Regions from separate parts of the Homo sapiens genome. Here region 2 is linked to region 1. Evidence: chromatin loops called from intact Hi-C (ENCODE). Cell type or tissue: MCF 10A. All regions are shown on one strand.

Region 1 (8,000 bases):
TCCTGCCTAGTTCTTTTGCTTCCTCCTTTTCCCATTTGTTCAGGGTATTAAAATCCCAAAACCCTGCAAGACTCTGCCCAGTCAAATTATGAACACTAAACACCGAACTCCAAAGTCTAACCCACAATGTTTATAGTATGCTGTGGATACATCTGACTTATATTAAGACACTTCAGGGAACTTATGTGACTCAACACTCAATGCTGACCAAGATGGCCCCCTAATCTAGGCCAGATGGCAAACTGATCATTAACTTCATTCTGATGGACTTGTTTTCCCCAAAATGAGCTGTTATAATTAATCCTCTGTTATCTGGCATTTTATCAACAAATATCATTCATTAACTAACATTTTCCCTGCCAGTTCAACTACAATTAATTATCACAATGATAAGCTGTGGCACTAAGGGATTCTGAAATCATCTCAGGATTCAGAGAGTGACAGAAAGAGAATAAGAGAGAGAATGAGAGACAGCAAGAGAGAGAGGTCAAATCATGCTCAGTAGAATTTTAATATTAAGGGTATAAAGCATTGCTTCTGCAGTGTCCTGGAAACCCCATCCCATTTATACAAATGCCCCAGATAACGTCTCCTAATGGGGCTGTCATGTAATATATAGAAAATCAACATACTTTAGAGTTGGCTGAATTTCTTCAGCAAGCATGGCCTCATCCCCACCCTACAATCGCAGTACCCCATCCCTGGCATAGGTCAAGTCCATAGAGGTGAAGCAAATCTATCTAATCCTGGCAGAGACAATATATCACTCAGTATCATTGTATTTACCATCCTACACTTTAAAAGAAAACAAACTCCTTACCCTGATCCTACAGCTTTTCAGAATGATTAAAAATCTTTTCTGAAATATGTCATGGCCAGAATCTCAATGAAAAAAATGTGACAAACCAAAACCAAACCAAACCAAACCAAAACAAACACACACACACACACACACACACACACACACACACACACACACAAAACAGAACATAATAAAACAAACTGGATACAACAACTTTTCTTCTGGGTTTTGGAATTAATTTTTACTTCTTAAGGATTGTTAACTTCAGCAATGGGATGAGTGCCCCATTTGGTACATGGTAGGCATTGAAGGCATTTTGGTTTGTTTGTATAACAAGAGTTAATAAAAAAATGTAGGTTTCCTGCAGCCAACTTCCAAAAATATATAATAAATATTTGAATGATACGTGTTTCCAAGTTGGAAGCGGTCTGTTTTTCTGGATTTGAGTCTGTTGTAGGAGCTACACGCAGCCTGCCTCATTGCTCACAACACTACACCACAACTGTGTGGTTGACGCTGGAACTGTGGCAATGGAGCCACTTGAGGGCTACGGGGTTAGGCAGAGTAAATGAACCGGCCTCAAAACCAAGGCCGTCTCCCTCTGCAAAAAGATAAAAGGAAGGAAGCAACAAAAGGTGGATATCTTCATAAAAACATTCTCAGATAGAGCATCTCATGTAATTCACAGCAGACACGCCAAGACATGATAAGATTCTTGTTATTGGGATTTTAATGATCCCAGAGTCCTGCTGCGTCAGTGTCCTGTCATATCAGCTCTGTGGCTTTTGGAAAAAAAGAGCATGGTGTTTTCTGAAAGTCGGAAGGCCATTGTGACTCATTTCTGAGACTCTCTCCCACTTAGGTATATCAAATAGGTATGCTGCTTTGATCAGGTTAAATTTTTAAAGCCCAAGGGCACTGAGGATGTGGCCATGTTAATAATGCAGAGCCGCAAAAACTTTAGGAAATATCCTGTTATCCCATCAGTGTGGGCAGCAAGCCTTGGGTAGCACCAGCAAACCCTGAGAGATCCTGCCAGATGGAAAGCTGGCACTGATGGGAACAAATTCTGCCCCAGAGGATCTTCTTTGAGAGTAACCCTTAGGGCAAATGGATCACTCTGCAAAAAGCTTACTGGAGAAATATAGGGGTAGGTAATCACATGTTTGATTTCTTGCAATCCAGGTTCCAAGCTCAAGAAAACCTATTCCCAGATATAAAGTCAAAAAGAGAGAATAAAGCCAAAAACTAGGATGAAGGAGAATGATCACATAGTTACTAAAAGAATTAAAATGTACAAGGAAAGACAATAAACATCAGAAAGGAAGAAGAAGAGAATAAATGTGTGAAAAAGACCTGAGATCAGGCCCTTGATTAGCAGGGAGAAAAGAATCTGAACAAGGCAAGTAAGGGAACCCCTACTGCAAGGTACTGCCTCGGTACCGGAGCACAGCAGGCAAGAAAGACTGCTCGCAATCTCCAAAGAAAACATTTCAGAACAAGAGAAAATGAGGTAAGTTGTGCTTTCATCGCTTGCATTACGCGGCGGACCCAAGTTCGCTTGAATGGTAAACGAGCGATGATTTGTAATAAACGGTTTAGGCTGTGGGGTTGGCTCTTCAGTCCTAACACAGTCCCACTCTCTGGGGACGAGTCATACTAGTGGCCACATGCCTTATAGGATTTGGTGTCACCCAGAGAAAGAGAAAAAAATCTAAGACAAGCATCTCTCATTGTCACTATTAATAGGAACTTAGAGACTGATTTTTGGATCACTTGCTCTTAAACTGTATTCAGATGTTGTGAAACTGGCTGGCTGACAAATCTAATCAAATTAACTCCACCTTAAAGCAAAACCCTGTTTCGCTTTTTTGCTAGCGCACTTTTTTAATTATTCAAGCAAAACAGCTTTCTTATTCAATTTGAAATCTGTATTTGTGCACAAGTTTGTCTCACATTGCTCAACATCATCTATTAACTGTTTACACACAGCAGTGATTCTCCAAAACTATTTTTGATCTTCTAAACACATATTTAAAACACATACAAACAGAAGAAAACACTCTGAAATAAAATACACTTTATTCTATTATATTATTATATACACTATTTTATTTATTTATGTTATTATTATTTTTCTTTGAGACAGGGTCTCACTCTGTCTCCCAGGCTGGGATGAAGTGGTGCAATCGTGTCTCACTATAGCCTTAACCTCCTAGGCTCAAGTGCTCCTCCCATCTCAGCCTCCCAAGTAGCTGGGACTACAAGCACGTGCCACCATGCCTGGCTATTTTCTTCCCCCACCATATTACCCAGGTTTGTCTCAAACTCCTGGGCTCCAGTGATCTGCCAGCCTTGGCCTCCCAACATGTTAGGATTATAGGTATGAGCCACCGCACCTGGCCAATATACATTATTTTTATCATAACCAATCCTCCCTTTTTAAAATTTCCTCTGAGACTTCTTCCCAAGTTAATCATCAATTACTACAGAGTAAATTTTTTCAAGGGGAAAAAAGTCCTTCTATTTCAAATATACTATGAAATAATATCTTCATCTTAAAAACATGATTACAAGCATCTTTTAAAATATTATCCTTTCCTTTCAATGAAAACGTTTTGTACAAATAACTTGGGAAACAAAAATGCTTTTCCTGGTCAAGTAGGGATTTTTTTCAGACAGCTCCTCTGCTGCCCTCTAAAGTTCAAGAAAAACATAACAGCTCTACTTTGCAGACAGCATTTTTTTTCCACTGAAATACCAGGATTCTCTAAACTTCAAAGATAATTGGACTCATTAGTCTCTGCTCTCAATACAGTGTGGCCAGGCACGTCTGCTCAAAGTGTACATGTGATAATACCGAAATTAAAAAAAAGCTTAAAGGGCAGGTGTTGATGGTATTTTTAATGCCATTGCTACTAAATGTGTCCCTATGATTCATGTGTTACTACACAACATAATCATGTAAATAGCCAGAATTTTATGTTTGGAAAATAATCCATAACTTTTGGGATGTTCATAATTTGTGTTTTGCGCTTTTCTGTTAACTACGCCACAATTGTGGCCGAAATATAATAAAAATGAGGACAGTAGGCATAATATTGGGACTGTCTGCTAAGAAATAATACATAAAGCTATGACTCAGAAAGTGATGTATGTTGCTTCCTGAACTCACCCACTTTAATGACAGAGCCAGGGCCTTGACATCGGGACAGATTATTAGAACGTGAAGGTTGGTACTGCCGGTTCAGAGAAAGGAGGCAAGAGATTAGCAAAAAGCAGGCTGTATAATGACTAGTCTGGAGTGGAGAAGGGAGGGAGATTAGCTCCTTTCTGTTCTTTATGTTAGGGACAAGGCAGAGAGCAAAAGAAGAAAAGAGGAAAGGAGAAAGGGAAGAAAGGAAAGAGAGAAGCAAGAGGCAGGGAAGAAAATGCAATATAGAATATTCATTGAGCCTCTTCTTTGAACTAAGTACTTTAACTTGTTCACAATAATCTTGTAACATGCTACTCTCTGTTCTACAGATGAGAAAATTGAACTTCAGGAAAAATAGATAATGTGGTTTAGTTGTACAGGTTGTGTACAGTGCAGCCAAGTGCAGAAAGGAAAGGCAAATGCACTAGACATTGCTTCCTCTGCACTTCTCTATGCTTTAACCAAATAACCTTCTGAGTTCCAGCTAGGGAGCTGGCAGGAGAGATGAAGAAGCATATGAAAAAATAAAGAGAGGCACACAGTCACAGACAAGAAGGAGGATTAAGGGTAATTACAACCCCAAAGAGCTTGTGGTGACTCACTAAAAAGCCACAGGGAGAAGCAGTTAGTTACAAGAGAATTCTTGGCCAAACGCCCAATTCAAGGGCCAGCTGTTGATAATTTAACAAAAAAAAAAAAGTCCTCTTTGAAAACCTAAAATCATTAGAGAAGTACTTTTCACTTCAGCTCTGCATCAGCAGTTAGTTTGGATCAGCAGCCAGGATGGGGCATTAATGCTTTAGGTAGAGGGGGTCTCAAAATATGGCTCTTGGATCAGCAGCATCAGCATCTTCTAGGGATTGGTATAAACATAAATTCTCAATGCTCTCCCTACCTCCAGGCTCACAAAATAGGCATATCTAGGGGTGGGGTCTAGAAATCTCTGTTTTAACAAGGCTTGCAGGAGATTGTGGTGCATGCTTAAATTTGAGAACTAGGTTTGTATAAGTCCTTTAATTTGTTTGGCAAGTACTCTCTGTGGCTTTTACTATCAAGGCAAGTTTGAGAAGTTCTGTTTTTAGGAATTGAGGAAAAACTTTTGCCCTAGGCCCACTGAAAAATGCTTCCTTCCTCTGGAGAAAGCGATAGTAATTCAGATTCTCTTCCCTCATTTCAGCTGTGGATTCATTGAAATTAGGGCAGTAGAGTACTAATTCCCAGAGTCCTAATAAATTTGACTTCCTACTTCTGGGTGGAGGAACAGAATTGGGAGAGTTGCAGAAGCTAGGGAATTAAGAGAATAATAATTAGCAAATTTTATCGGAATCTTTATCTCTGTATTTCAGTTCTAGAAATTGAGTATTTTATATATTTTATCATGATTATATAAATGGAGCTAAATGAGTTTCCTGAAATTTACATTTTATGCACAGAAAACAGGCTCTGCCAATATTTATATGTTCTAGTTCCTATAGATTGTAGAGAAAGGGGAATGAGACAGTAAACAATGGGCTTAATTTCCTTTTCAACAGGGCTTCATAATTCAGTATCAATCTTGTGGAACAGATATTCCCATTTCACAGGTGAGGAAACTGAGTCTTCTCTGGCTACCTACTCAGCTATGGGCAAGATTCAAAAAGAATTCCTCCATCCCTGGATTTTAAATTCAAATGAGAGGACCTATGGTATCCCTTTGGGGTCAGAAAATACATCATACTTTATTTTATGTCCCTAATAATATCTGGTAAAACATCTGACAAACCATTTAATCGATTTCTAAATAAAAATATTCTTCTTTCTTTTTATTGGTTGCATTTGGAGAAAGAAAACAAATACTTCATGAACTGAAATGTATCTGCATCTTTTCTTGGCATGAATTCACTTTCTACTTTGTATCATCACAAAGATGACAATGTCCCATGTGGCAGAGGTGCCTTGAAGTTAACCAGAAATTCCTGAAGCTTTTTCCATAATGTAGAGTTGTTGCTGGGAATGGCTGCCCAGTCAGGGACTACATTCCTAGGCATCTTTCCTAGGGATCTATAACAAATTCTTGTTAATGGAATGAGAGTAGACACAATGTGTGTCACATTTAGGGTGGAGCAGATAAGAAGCAAGCATTACCTCCATTTCCCAATCCACTGAGTGCAGAGGACCCCGAGATCGTAGGAGATGGTAGAGCAAATAGGGGGATAGAACCTGGAATCCTGAACCATGAGAGAGAGGAAAGTCTCCAGTCCCCCCAGAGTGCTCACAACATGAGTGAGAAAACCAATTTCATTATGTTAATTGGCTGAAATGTGTGTGTGGGGGGGTTAATATTACTACAACTATCATTACCTTAATCAGTGCATTTCATTTCTTCTCTTAGATTATCATGTTTTATGTTAGATGATGAGGTTTTTGAGGGTAGTTTCCATGTTTGGAAAAATATGGATTATATAGCTGAATCAGGAGCTGGGTTTTTCACTCATGAGTTTTGAGGAAACTGGTGTTTTTTCTTCCCCTTGGCTTCTCTTCAAGGAGATACTGATTACAATAAGTTGACTATTTGAAACGCAGTTCAGGTTATCGGTAAAATCTAGGCTATGCAGTCAGCTAGATCTGTATTCAATCCTTGGTTTTTCTCTAATTAAATGTATGAACATACTCAAACTGCCCAGTTTTTCTCCTCTTCTGCAAAATGAGTGTTAAAAATCCCTATATTCTAAGATTATTATGAAGATGAGAGTTAATATTTATAAATGCCTAGTATAGTGCCTGGCTCATAGCTAGCATTAGCCACTGGTGGTAGACTTCTAAAAATATGTCCTCTACTTTTCAGGAGAGAAATATACTATGTCAAAGCCATCAGGTTTGGTCATGTGATTTAACTTGGTCAACAACGTGTAAGCAGAAAAGATGTGTCACTTGCAAGTTGAACCTGATCTCTTTCTTTCTGACATGATGATTGGCAACGTTTCGTTAGAAATTGCTCCATTATACTGGATATCGAAATGAAGATGACTTGGAGCAAAGCCACAATTACCCTACAATAGGGCAAATGTTACTTTTGCTGCTGTAAGACATTAGGATTTGGGGACCATTTGTTACTGCAGCATAACCCAACTTTTCTGAAAAATACATAAAATATATATTTCTCAGTCAGGGAATACGGGGAAATCCTTTAAACTGTCAAATTCTCTATCGGGAACTGGGGCATCTAGCCCTTTCCCTGTCCCTCCCACCTTGCCTCCTAAGAATGACTAATAATAAAAACAGCATAGGCTTTGTCCTTGCTCCCCTTCCTGGAGAGGCTGTAAAACTCTACAAAATACAGAAAATGAAATATTTTCTGATGGTAAAAGAGTTTTTTTAAAAAATCTGAAGACAGAATCAGATCTCCATGCTGTCCTTTGGGAGTTCAGATTTTAGAAAAAGAAATTGGAGCTTTACATACATTTAACATACATCATTTAATTAGAGTATATATCTTCAGTGAGCACAAGAAAACTTTAGATAAGAGTTTCATACTTTGTAGTGAAGCAAAGTTAGTATTGGAGAAGTCTTGTGGGGAGCAACACAGAAGACTGAGAATTCTTTTTTTTTTTTTTTTAAGACAGAGTCTTACTCTGTTGCCTGGGCTGAAGTGCAGTGGCGCAGTCGTGGCTTACTGGAACTTATGACTCCTGGGTTCAAGCGATTCTCCTGCCTCAGCCTCCCCAAGAGCTGAGACTACAGACAGGTGCCACTATGCCTGGCTAATTTTTGTATTTTTAGTAGGGATCAGGTTCCACCATGTTGGCCAGGCTGTCCTCAAACTCCTGACCTCAGATGATTCACCCGCCTCAGCCTCCCAAAGTGCTGACATTACAGGCGTGAGCCACCACTCCCGGCCCAGGCAACTTAACAGAGCTGAATTCTTAACAGGGCTGAGAATTTTTAACAGGGCTGTGGAGTAACAGAACTTGATGGAAAATTGGCATCTGTGTAGAATGATTCTAAAGCTTTCAGACAAATGGC
Region 2 (8,000 bases), 280 kb before region 1:
GTTACAATTTGTCAGCAGTAATCCTTCCCTGGATAGGCAAAGAAAGGCAAATCTTGGTAGATGAGAGAATTGTGGCTTTTGAAAATAATAGCATTACACTGAAATTTAATCTGCTAGCGTTATTTTTTCCAAGCAAACCCTCTTTGCATTCAATTTGTCATTTATTACAGTAAGAAGCAACAGGGTCCAAAAGAGAATTGTTTGCAGTAAGCACAGAGATATTCTCAACAAAGGTAGAATTTGATAGCATGCACAAAACAACACATTACTTATCCAGCATTCTGAGTCACCTTTTCAGCAAAGAACCTTGTGTATTTGATAGCAAAGGGAGAAGAAATCGTGTTTATTGGAATGTTAAAATGCGTGATAGGGCGGACATTCTATTTTAAAGAAATATGAGACTGGAATATTGATTCTGCCACATACGAAGGCTGGAAAGTATTCATAAATGATCAATTGCCTATAGTTTAATGACGGAAGATAGGCATTGGTTTCCCAAACCTTTTTATGCTACAACAAAACCGCACACCAAGCCCTGCCGGAGGGTGCTGTATAATCATCAGAGCCCTTTCTGAGTATGTCAGGATGATGCGCCCTAGTGCTGAAAGATGGTGGTTACATGAGCAACAGAATGCTAGTTAGCAAGGCAATGAGGAGCTGAGGTCCACATTAACCATGGTCGGTGCACCTAATCATGAATCACAGCTGTGCCACCCTTGGCAGATGAACAATCTCTTACAGATAAGACAAATTTTATCTGGGATCAGTATAGTCTTTTAAATGATGTATGAAACCAATTTAAGAAAGGCTGAGTTATTCCAAATAGTATGGCTTTTATTCTTTATTTGTCAGTTTCATCATTCCCTCCTTGCTGACTATTCAGATACATGTAAAGGAGACAGCCAATGGTTTGGCACATAGTTGGCACACAATGAATGGCAGAGATCCTTGTTTGTGTTAGTATTTTGATTATTTTTCTTACCACAATAACATGACCTGAACCATGATCAATCTGTCTTTATGCTTCCAGTAGAGATCTTGATTCATAGCTCTCCCTAATATTAATCCATTTCATATTGTTTTATATTATAGTTAACATGAATTGATTTTGAATCCTTTCCTCTAGAAGTATAACTTGTTTGAGACACTTACAAGCAGACATTCAATTATATTCAGAGGGAAAATTTATAACAGTTCAGGAGAGGAATTTAACTGTCATGTATTCCACCAGCAGGTAATGTCAGCATTTTCTTATAGTTAAATGGCTTCATCAAGTTACTCTATTGCTTTAATTCTAGGATGCCATCAATTTTAGGGCACATTATCAGTTGAGTCTCAATTCTTTTACACTCTTGAGGAAAACACTCCATTTAAGGTATGGATTAATTATAAATGATATCCTGGTTTAGAAACATTCTAAGATAAACTGCATTTTTTTAAAGTTGAAATTGATAGTAATTTGTGAGCATGACGTAAGTGCACAAAATCTTACATGCTTTATGGTCTTTAATGTTGACTTAAAACTATAATATCAAAAGAGAAAAATTAACAGAGCCTAATTACTCTCAATTTATAAAGGACAGGTTTCATTTTCAATCACTCTCCAGTTTTCTCAGGTTTCTTATTCAGCCGTATAATGTCAGGCAGGATACTAACCAGATTAGGCTTTATCCTCATATCTTTGAAAACATAAGTTCCATAACAAAATTTTCCCTAGAGGTTACTTCCAGTATTACAGCATCTAAGTGATTCATTATAAGCACTGAAAAGGGTCACATGTATTACTTTATTCATTTAAATGAAAAGAAATAAAAAAATTCTTTATTTAAAAAGAAAAATAATGGCAGGCCTTGGCCACTCATGCCTGTAATCCCAGCACTTTGGGAGGCTGAGGCTGGAGGACTGCTTGAACCCAGGGGTTTGAGACCAACTTGGGTAACATAACAAGACCCACACACCACCCCCCAGCCCTGCCGCCCCGTCTCTACTACTACTACTACTACTACTACTACTACTACTACTAATAATAATAATAATTAGTTGGGTGTGGTGGCACATGCCTGTCGTTCCAGCTACTCAGGAGGCTGAGGCAGGAGGACAGCTTGAGACAGGAGGATGAGGATGTTGTGAGCAGTGATTGCACCACTGCACTCCAGCCTGGGAGACAGAGCAAGACCCTGGCTAAAAAAAAAAAAAAGTCTGGTTGTTTGTTTTAGAAGAGTAATAATGAAGACTCATAAATGATCACAGCCTAGGAGGCCCTACAAAATGGCTGCAATTATTCTGCTGATGTTGGACAAGCTATTTTTTAGGATCAATTAGTTAATTGTGTGTTGCTTTAATTACTTACACTCTTTTTAAAGCTTTCTTTGTGTCACAGCTGAGCTCAGGAGAAAAAGTAAAGCTTGCAGAGCAATTCTTTAAGTGTGGATGTAAAATATACTAATGGATTTACTTGCTAGCTGGCACAGTGTTTAAATAGGGTCCTGCTCACGCTGAGAAAAAATATTTTATCAGCACCTGACTCCAAAGAGTCAAGAATATGGAGAAACTCACATTTCTCTCATGATGGGTAATTTCTGGGTATGCAAAGCTCCCTGTAGCAGTCATTCAGTATGGATCACTTATTGCAATTTTAAATTTTTTTTTTTTTTTTTTTTGAGACGGAGTCTCACTCTTGGCCAGGCTGGAGTGCAGTGGCGCAATCTGGGCTCACTGCAAGCTCCGCCTCCTGGGTTCACGCCATTCTCCTGCCTCAGCCTCCCGAGTAGCCGGGACTACAGGCGCCAGCCACCACGCCCGGCTAATTTTTTGTATTTTTAGTAGAGACGGGGTTTCACCATGTTAGCCAGGATGGTCTCGATCTCCTGACCTCGTGATCCACCCACCTCGGCCTCCCAAAGTGCTGGGATTACAGGCGTGAGCCACAGCGCCTGGCCTAAAATTTATTTTTAAACTACAAGAAGGGAATGGCAAAGTATTACATGTTTCTTAACATGCATCTAGTCAATTAGCAAAGCAAGTCAATCGTTTAAGCTTTTCATTGTGTAAAGGGGGAGGTTTTATACACGGCAATTTGAATGGCTATGCCTAGAACACGTGGAAGCACAGAGAAATTTCAAAGATTATGAACAATAGAATGGCACTAAAGACACTTTTACAAATGTTGCTTTATCAAGTGGGTTTTGTTTTCTTGTTTTTCAAGAAAAACAGTCTTCCTTACTTTAAATGTTTTTTTCCCATAATTCTGTTTACTATTGATAAGAATTTAATTTAAGCACCAATGGGCAATTATGGTTTTCTCCTCAATTGATTATCCAAAATGTTCAATGAAAAATGTTTGCCTGTGGGTCCTCTCACATTTTTGTTTATAACCTATGACTCCTGCCACTTCCATACACCCTACTAGTCTCTGCATAAAAATGAGGTTTATTGACGATTGGCCATCACTTAATACAGGTACTTGATGAATGTGTGAAAAATAATGGATGAAAGAATAAATAAATGAGTAAAGGAATCAACCTCTATCTTAACTCAGCCACAAGTAATAAACAATCTCGGGTCCTAATGGTCTCAGTAAAAATCTATATAAGGTCTCCTAACTTCGAATTATTTTCTTAAATTATTATTTGTCCATAGGTGTGGTCATACCTTGTGGCCATGTTCCTGAGACAGGGTAATCGGAATATAAGTGGAAGTGGCATAGTCTTTTTCCAAATCTAGCTCATGAGACCATCCCACACTACCCCCATGCGCTTTGCCTTCCCTTCTCTGCAGCTTGATTATCAATGCACAAACTGGCATTGGAGCTCATGCATTAAAGATGGTGGAACATCAGTCAGCCCAGGTTCCTGAATGATAGCATGACACAGCGAACCCTGCTGCAATTTTGGCCTACAGAAACAAGGAATAAACAGCTGTCATGTTAAGGCACTGTTATTTCAAGGTTTATTTGTTAGAGCAGCCATTTTTTTCTTTTAACACACGTCCTCTGCTTTCACTAAGTTCCCACTCACCAAAGGGTTTTACTCCTACTATTCTAATGATGTCCTGTGAATCCTGACCCATGGGTTAGATCTCAGCTCAAGTGTGGCTTCTCAAAGGGAAACTTCTCTTCCTCCTTAATGAAGTCATTTCTCCTCTATATTCTCCTGGGAATCACATGACCCTACTCCTTAGCACTTGTCCAGGAAATCTTCATTGCCGCAAATGTTCTCTCCCTCAAGGTCATTGATGAGGTACAGATGCCAGTCACTTCAGGAGCTGTGGGCATCACCCAGGAGGCCAGGGCAGCAATGCAGGTGAGCACTTATGAAATGCCCCTTAGGACACCCACAGATAACTGAAGGAGATGACTGCCAATGCAATTCAATTGGGAATATATGTGTACTCAAATATTAATACAGATAAAGTCTTATTTATGTCAGCAGGCTTCTAAAGTTTTGGAAAGTTCATGTGACCTAGGTTTGCCGAATAAAAGACTTAGCAACAATATAGTCATCTATTAAGGAGCTAGGAAAAATTTTACAAAATGTCTCAGCACTGATGTTCATTTGTGAGCCCAGGTAGCTCAGATGCACTGTGCATTAATTTTAACTGCATGTGTGTTTTATGCCATTGGATCTTCAAAAGGCTCTTATTGATTGGACATGTGGTAGAAAACAGAGGCATTGATAAAAATGGAAACATTCAGTGCCATTCAAGAAATCAAAGAAAGGAACCAATAACAAAGTTATATTTTTATTTTGTTATTTAATTTTATTTCGCTTTTTTGCCTTGAGGGTGATAGTTATTCACCTTCTACAAGAAAATTGCCTTCACTTTGATTCCAACTAGAACGCCTGGTTGCAATGGCTCATTAAGAATGTTGCAACTTCTTTCCGCCCAAGTAGACTCTCAATTCTCCTCTTTGCTGAACCCTGAGGCTACTCATGAGGGTTACATGAGTAACCCAGCAACACCCAGCTGGCTGGCTTTTACTTTTTGTCGAGTAAGCATCATTCCTGCAAGGAAGCAGTCAGCGACCAGATTTGGGCAACTCAAGTTTCCCGGCTTCTCTTTTTGTTTTTCATATTTTGTTCTCTTGATCTCTTCCTGCTCATTTCTTACAACAAAAACTTTGCTCTGGAGGCATGGACTTCTTAAAGAATTTTAGAGTATTTTAATGATTAAAGTAGTATACAGTATTACGAATCTTCAATTAGTGAAGCAAAAGTTATCATTAGTCCACAAGCTATTTTAGCATTCTAGCTTATTATCACTTAACGATTTCAATGTTTCCTTCCTGGGATGGCAATAATGGCATGTTTCATTTTAATAGAACACATGTTTTCTGTTCATAGTGCTGATTTAAATTTGTCCCTCCTTAATTAAGTCATTCTATCTAATCAGCTTTGGCATATTTTCTCATAGTAAGTATTTACCCTTTTGCCTTTTTGATGGAGTGGAAATATACCTTAGTCATTCAACTTGATAGGACACAACCTCTTTAACACAAAATGATACCACCCCAGGAAGAACCAGGGATTTTTATCATTTACTTTACACCATGCAGATGCCTCATCTTAGCAAGACTTTCTTACTTTCGAGGATATCTTCAAATTTATCTGTGCAAGACTGGCTTCATGGGTGTGCAACCTGTATAACACACAGAGCTCCGTGCCTAGAATGTTCTGACACTTGGTTTGCTGTTCTGATATTGCCATCAATAAATTCTTAACAATATTTGAATAAGGAAATTATATTTTCACTTTACCCTAGGCCCTTTCTGTACTCAAATACCTATGCAAGGCAAAGATGTAGATTCAAATTTCATATAATGCTCATTGTTCAGGGAAAATAGGTGTAGTCTTGTCTCTTTATTCAATTTAACATTGAGGTAGAAAATACAGCACATAAAACTTAAGTGTACACTCTGATGCATTTGTACATGCACACACACACAGTTGTAACCACCAATCATTTTAAGATACAGACATTATCAGCTGATCATCTGTCTCCCTCATCCTTCTTCCCACTCAATCTCTGCACCTTCTATGGGTAAATATTATGCTGATATATCACCAAATTTTGAACTTAATGTAAACGGAATCGTAAACAATATAGCTTTTTGTGCTTTTTTGGCATTCTATTTGTGAGATTTATCCAAGATCTAACAGAGATGTATTTTTTTAAAGCCGTATAATATTCAATTATATGAATATATCACAATTTATCCATTCTATTGCAGTGGGTGTCTGGGTTGTTTCTAATATTTGGTTATTGTGAATATTAACTATTGCGAACATTCTTGCACATATCTTTTGATAGATATATGCACTATTTTCTTTTGGGTATATAACTAGGAGTGGAATTGCTAGCTCAGAGTATGTACTTATGTTTAACTTTAGTAGACATCAGTAGTGACCTTTGAATGCATATTATAACTTTTTGCCAAGCTGTATCCATGCCTTCATCATGTAAGATTTATTTTGTCTTCAATACAGCACGTTGGATTGCTTCCAATAGCTCTTTTAAACGTCACAACCATTTGGGATAGAACTTTTCTCTATTTTTACAGATTTTTTTCAATATTGAAATTTAGAGGACTTACAACCAGACCAAGATTTCAGAGTCTGAAAGAATACATTGATTCTAGTTCTGTTACTAGTTTAGTTTCCATAAATACAGCAAATCAGCTGTATTTATTGCAAATATATATTAATCAGTAGTCACAGAAAGAAAGAGAAAGTTTCAGCAGAGCTCCAATCCAAATTCCTGGTACATATTAAATGCTTAATTAATGCTTGATTCTGTGAATATGTATTAAACTGTGACTATCCTACCGTTAGAAACAATAAGAAAAATACTCATAATAAATAATCTATGTTTTTCTGAGCATTTTAAGTTATTATTTACAGTTCTAGGAATAGCTTAACTTTGGACTCAGTTAGAACTATCATCCCAAGGGCACAAGTATGCTTGAGTTTCAGTAATAAGTCAATAAAACCTAAATATATTGCCAAAATCTTAGAATGAGAAATCACTTATTTAACAACTTCATTTGAGGGGCAACAATATTCTTGAGACACATTTTAAAAAGAAGTGTTAACAAGGATATATGGGCTTCTGTAGAGACCACTCTAGCCAAATACACATACGCTATACATATGAGTAATTTTCAGAAAATTCAGGTAAGGACCTGAAATCCAAATTACTGCATGTTGCAGACACTTGTCATTCCAAGAGTAAAAATGTACAATAACATTATTCTCGCTTCTAACAATTAGTCCAGGAGGACATGTTTTCTAAACTCTCCATGGAGCCCTCCTTCAAATAATTAACACTGTTAGAAAAAAATTTTACCCCTGAGAGTTTTAACCTCTAGAGCCACTGCTAGCATTAGTGCTCCCTCTGTTTACAATTGATAATGAGAACAGAGAGACATAATTTAATTGGGAGGGTAAAGGGGAATTTGGAAAATGATCAGGGTGATATGCAAATGTTCGTTTATTTGGGGTGACCATTGAGTGCTGTGTCACTGTGTTAGACATGATGTTTAGTACTTTATAGACTTTTTGTCTTCTCCCATTTATTCCTCACAGCACATTTATGAGACAGGCACTGTATTGTGCCCCAGAGGAAGGCAGTCTCCTGTATGCAAGTCTTTAGACCTCTTGCTTATCTGTAAAAGTAGGCCTTGGGTCTGGAACACTTCCTTACCAAGAGATAGAGTCCTCATGACCTGCGCTGGACTTACCACCTTGTGTGGAATAACTTTCCCTGTTTTGTTCTGCTGGAGCCTGTGCATCATGTGGCACCTGGTCAACCCCACTGTTATATCTATCCTCTTCCAGGAGGGGATGAGGTGCTTCTTCTGCAGCACAGAAAGGGCACCTATAGGCCAATTGTTCTGCATCAGCCTCCAGGAGGGACCTTCTGGCTTTGGGGGACTGACATGCAGTACTGACACTGACCTGGCGCTGTCCTTTCTCTATCTGAGGAGTAAAGTACTGACACTG

Evidence for each region. Peaks named below come from ENCODE experiments on the same cell type or tissue, not always from the same donor. Only the 100,000 strongest peaks of a DNase experiment are listed, where the experiment ranks them.
Region 2: it touches region 1 in a loop (5-fold over the local background); 7 of 110 quality-filtered maps call a loop at or near these places.

The regions. Positions count from the first base shown.
Region 1 is chr4:21,466,139-21,474,138 of GRCh38, forward strand. The region is part of intron 1 of KCNIP4 (potassium voltage-gated channel interacting protein 4); the gene reads right to left. Among named protein-coding and RNA genes, the nearest start is that of MIR7978, 5.4 kb to the left of the region's middle. In MCF 10A, a CTCF peak has its summit at 3,500; a DNase peak (open chromatin) is centred at 4,623.
Region 2 is chr4:21,190,932-21,198,931 of GRCh38, forward strand. The region is part of intron 1 of KCNIP4 (potassium voltage-gated channel interacting protein 4); the gene reads right to left. Among named protein-coding and RNA genes, the nearest start is that of MIR7978, 270 kb to the right of the region's middle. In MCF 10A, a CTCF peak has its summit at 1,636; a DNase peak (open chromatin) is centred at 4,920.